Regions from separate parts of the Homo sapiens genome. Here region 2 is linked to region 1. The links are chromatin loops, found by intact Hi-C in ENCODE. Cell type or tissue: psoas muscle. All regions are shown on one strand.

Region 1 (2,500 bases):
TCTTGACTGGTACAAGCAGGATGGCAGTGGGCAGGGTCTACCTCTTTTGCGATCCAAAGCCCAAAATCCAGCCACGCCTAGACTGTTCCAGGCAGTGAATCCTGTGAATAAGAGCCACAGGCTTGCCCACACCCTCTAAATGTATCCAGCCACCCAACTGGGCCACCACCTCTGGTCCTGACTTGCAATAACCTACCCTCTGGGCTGTACCCCACCCCTGGCTCTAAGCCAGCATTAAATTCATTAAAACTAGCCATCATGCTGCCTATAACCTGAGGCCATCCCTTTTAAGAAGATCCTAGTATGCTTTACAGAGTGACACGAAGTAACTGGACAGCCACTCCATTCGTCCATCACTTGCCTCTTGTTTTATTTAGTCCTCCTGTGGCAGGTGCAGTTGTGGACCAGCTTCCAGCTCACCAGCACCCACAAGACCCTGACTCCTTTCTCCTCAGTAGGCAGCACCAGACTCTTACGTGGTGCCCACAGCAGTCTTTGCTCCTGCCAAGTCCCTGACTATACCATCCCGAACTTCAGGATGCCACCAAAGCCCTGGCAACTTACTCCAGCCTTCATTCCAGTGGTCCCTGAAGCTGCTGCTCCTCCTCCACTATTGACCCATTCTGTCCATGCCTCGGGGAAGCTCCCCTTACATCTTCCACTTCCTTCCCAAAGCTGGAGTGCATTTCTGGGGACTTCCCACCAACCCAGCCAGCTAAGCAGTCTAGCCTGGCTGCCATGGCCAACTTGTTGCAAAATGATTTCTGAGAATGTAAGGAGGCCTCTGGAGGTTGTGATGCAGCTGACAGTTCCACGCACAGGCACGCAGCGACCATAGCACCCAGCTCCGAGGGGACCAGAGGCAGCCCCTTGGCTCCCAGCACTGCCCAGCCCTCAAGGGCGCCCACGGGGGCTGACATTCATGGGCATGGGACAGAGCAGGAGAGGCACACAGGGAAAGTGGGGCAAGGAGAGGAGAAAGTACAAGTGACCTCAATCCTTGAGCTGGGCATTTCGCAACAGCCAGCCCTCTCCCGGCCCGGCCCATACCCGCACTCTCCTGGGGAAGCTGCCAGGCTTTTACATTTGTGTAGAGACAACCTCCCCGCCAAGCCTCCCACTAGCAATCCTGCCTTGACGTCAAACTCAGAGTCGGGGAACTTCAAACACAAACAAACAAGTCTAACCCAGACCACAAGTGGAGATATTCCCAAGGAGGCCAGGGGTGAGAACGGCCACAGCTGGGAGCTCAGGGCCTCCTACCCTTCCCTATGCTCCACTGGGAATGCAAAGTCTGAGGACCTGACAACAGACTGTAGATGGGAGATTCAACCCCAGGCTGAGACAAAACGAGCTCACTTGTCTAAGAGTATGACTGACTGCCTTTGGCTGGTGCAGCAGTGGGTGCAGGAGACCCTGTATGGAAGCACTGATGAGTTAGCTCCTCTGTGCAACTAAGCACCCACCTTAGATAAATCACATAAATCACCTGTTCCCACTGCTCCAGTACTAAGCATGAGCAGTCAGGGAAAGAAGACTATGAGGTCAACTATGGTTTAAAAGCACCCATGATGCTTCCTGGGAAATGCAAAGCTTGAGCTGGGCCAGAGTGAATGGCCAAGGGCCCGAGTTTTCTCAGCAACAACTGCTAGGCCATTTTATGTGCCACGGAGGTTGTGAGATGCAGCAGAACCAAAGAGGAAGGCATTTCCCTGACCTAACAGCCTAATACAGCTCCCACCTGCAAAGCCAAGGTGAGTCAAAACACTGCTCTTCAGAAAGCAATTATTTGAAAAGTCAGTAAATGATCTGTCTTGATCTGCCTTTCAAGTTTTCCTTCCTGCCTCAATTGATGTAACCCCCCAATATCTCATGTGTTGTTAGTACCAGCAGTCCTTAGGGGCTGTGGGGACCAACAGGACTAAATCATGAGAAAGAAAGACACCCACTTTACCCCCTAACTCCCCTGTGCCTGAAGCAATTGAATAACGGCAACAAAGGACTTCTGACCATCATCCAGTCATTCAACAACCAAACCTCTTCCCAATGCCCGGCACCGTTGGACTCCAAGGACAACGGTCGTAAGCGGCAGGGGTCCATAATTTTCAGGAACCCACACAAGTTGGGGGAACAGATGTGTCCGCACAGACACCTGACCGAGGGCTAGGAAAGGCAAAGCAACAGACAGCAGGTCTAAGCGTCCATGACACAGCAGCCCTGCTGCTCGGTGCTTCTGCTGGGAGGCTGAGGGAAGTGCTGGCCCAGGTGTCAGGAGCCACAGGTGTGGTGTTGCTCACAGACCAGATACTTCATCAACACGGCCTGTGTCCCAGTTCAAACACACACTCCATGTGTTTGTCTGAAGGTCACCAGGCCCACAGGGCACAGCCACGAACTAGTTTACCCCCTCAGCTCAACCCCTCAATCACAACAGGTAATCCTGGAGTATTCCTGACATTGCCAACTGAAAGGCACCTGGGTGTGAATTACCAAGCAGGGG
Region 2 (2,500 bases), 47 kb before region 1:
TGAGGGAGCTGCAAGTCCATGTGGCCACCCTGGCAAGGTGAGGGCTCCAGGTAAGTGCAGGGCCATGTCCCACAGGTGAAATGGACAGGCCCGTCAGAGGCAAAGAGCTCGCTGAGAAACAGTGACCAGAACTCCTGGCCCCATCTGGGTACCAGCCCGGCTGTGCCCTGCTCCCCCTCCAGGCCCGCTGTGCCTACCTGTGCGTCACCGACAGCCCGATATCCCTCCGTACCATCTGTGGGGATCCATGCGAGAGATCTGCAGGGAAAGAGGCCGGATGGGCAGGCTGAGGAACTCCGCAGGCGACAGCTCGTGCCCATGACTTCCTAATTCAGAGACCACAGGCTAGAGGGGGGCGCAATGGTTTATTATATAAGCATCTCCCTGATCTATGTCCATCAACACAGGAGCAGGCCAGGCTAGCCCAGTGGCATGGTGTGGTTCCCCTCGCCTCGCTTGGTCCTCTAGCTTGCTCCTGGCCTCTGAGGATGGCTCAGTCAGCTGCCCCTGTGATGTTTCCAGATGAGGAAGAAGGCAGGCTGGAGAGGCAGAAGGCAAAGCCAGAGTGAGGGCAGAAGCTTCTACACAGCCCAACCTCTTGCAACCTCTCACCGACACACCACAGGCCCCCAGTGTGCAGGGGCTCAATTCTGGGTATTTCCTGGTAAATGGCTGAAGCTGTTTACCTCAGGTGGAGGGCCGAGGCTAGCCAGCCCATCCAGTGCCTTTCCAGGCAGAAGCCCCTGGAGGATATTCCTCTGGGAGAGGCCACTGCCAGATATGGGCAGATAGAACGAGGACAAGGTGAAGCTTTACCACATTCTCGAGTGGGCCAGCCCCACCCAGGTACAAGCCTGAGCCTCTGGGGACTTCTTGGGCACCCTCCTTCTCTGCTGAGATAAGGGCCATACGCTTTGGGATGCCCCTGCTGCTGGCCTTCCGGAGGACGTTCCCTCTCCCAGCCTGGGATTCCCCGTAAGAACAGGCATCCCTAGTGCAGTAGACAAGCTGCTGGAAGCACTCTCTCCACCCACCGGCAGCCCGCACATTCAACTCACGCCCCCATACTCAGCGCCATTGCCTCCCAGAGCCAGCCCATGGGTGGGCTTCGGGGGTCCGGGAACCCTCTGGACTGGTTCAGTAGAATGTTGTAGACTTTTCTCTGGAAAGAAGATCTAAGACTTTCATCCAATCATCAAGGTGACCTGTGACCCAGAAAGGTCAGGAACACAGTGCTCGAGTGTGGCCATCTCATGTCCTCTGAGTCAGAAGGTCCCCCGAGGGTGGCCACTGCCCCCCTCAATCCCAAGTGCTGGTCTAGCACAAAGCTGGACTCATGAAGTGCTGGTTCACTTGAGGCCAAGTACCACATAACCAACCTCCATGAGAAGGGTGTGCTGGAGGTACTGAGTCCTCCCACATCAAGGAGAGGGGGATAGGAACAATCTATCTCACCCGCAGCTCTCCCTGGCACATCTGCCATGAGGTTGACTTGTCCCAACTTCCTCCTGGGGCTCACCCCACCCATCAGCAGCCAAGACCACCAAAACACATGGGCATGACTGGGCGCAGTGGCTCACACCTGTAATCCCAGCACTTTGGGAGGCTGAGGCAGGAAGATCACCTGAGGTCAGGAGTTTGAGACCAGCCTGGCTAACATGGTGAAACCCCGTCTCTATTAAAAATACAAAAATTAGCCATGTGTGGTGGCAGGCACCTTTAATCCTGGCTACTCGGGAGGCTGAGGCAGGAGAATTGCTTGAACCCGGGAGGCAGAGGCTGCAGTGAGCTGAGATTGCACTACTGCACTTCAGCCTGGGTGATAGAGCGAGATTTCGTCTCAAAAGAAAAAATAATTAAAAAACACATGGGGCCAAAGGTGCCAGCTACCAGCCTAGGAGAAACAGACTATGTTGGAACTTCAATCAATTAGCCCCAAAAGCCACCTTATGATCTGCACCAACTTCTGGGGGCATGGGCAGTGAGGTGGTGTATGTGCCAAGCACCGCCTCCATCTGATCTGCATGGAGACACTGGCCCTGAAGGCCTAATAATCTCACTGCTCCAGTCCCCGTGTTACCACAGCAATTGGAGGATGACAAGGCTGGGGCTGTCCTAGAGATGGGGGTGTTGAATGTTCCTCCAAGGTTCTGTGAAGGGCCCTGGGAGTTTCTGCCCGGGCACTAAGGGAGGGAAGTGTAGCTCCTCTTCATGCTCCCCCTGTGCCTCCCTGGGGTTCCTACAGCCAGCTCCACTTCAGCATAGTCCCTGCCTGCTGTACCCCTCCTCATCCCCAAGACCCCGCCCACAGCTACGTGACTCTCCTTAGCCAGCTCGGGATAGTACAAAAATAAACTCCTATTTTGCTCAGGCAAAAACCAGACATCTCTGCATTTCCAGACAATTAAAAGCAGACTCCAGAGGCACAGCTGTCTCCCTCCGCTCTGACTCATGAGAGAGGCCCCACAGCATAGCCACGTGCAGGAACGTGCTCCCAACC

Evidence for each region. A loop is a pair of places that touch in the nucleus more often than their neighbours do. Peaks named below come from ENCODE experiments on the same cell type or tissue, not always from the same donor. Only the 100,000 strongest peaks of a DNase experiment are listed, where the experiment ranks them.
Region 2: it touches region 1 in a loop (5-fold over the local background); 10 of 110 quality-filtered maps call a loop at or near these places.

What each region holds. Positions count from the first base shown.
Region 1 is chr17:27,539,129-27,541,628 of GRCh38, reverse strand. All of the region lies in intron 1 of KSR1 (kinase suppressor of ras 1), which reads right to left. It overlaps LOC124903960 (a long non-coding RNA gene), which reads left to right. Exons shown (of 2, transcript XR_007065680.1): 2 at 1-1,830. Among named protein-coding and RNA genes, the nearest start is that of KSR1, 84 kb to the right of the region's middle. RefSeq lists an enhancer at 633-1,432. In psoas muscle, no CTCF peak of the experiment used is centred here; a DNase peak (open chromatin) is centred at 1,028; H3K27ac peaks cover 1,375 bases.
Region 2 is chr17:27,586,233-27,588,732 of GRCh38, reverse strand. It overlaps KSR1 (kinase suppressor of ras 1), which reads right to left. Exons shown (of 21, transcript NM_001394583.1): 6 at 198-258. Among named protein-coding and RNA genes, the nearest start is that of LGALS9, 44 kb to the left of the region's middle. In psoas muscle, no CTCF peak of the experiment used is centred here; no DNase peak of the experiment used is centred here.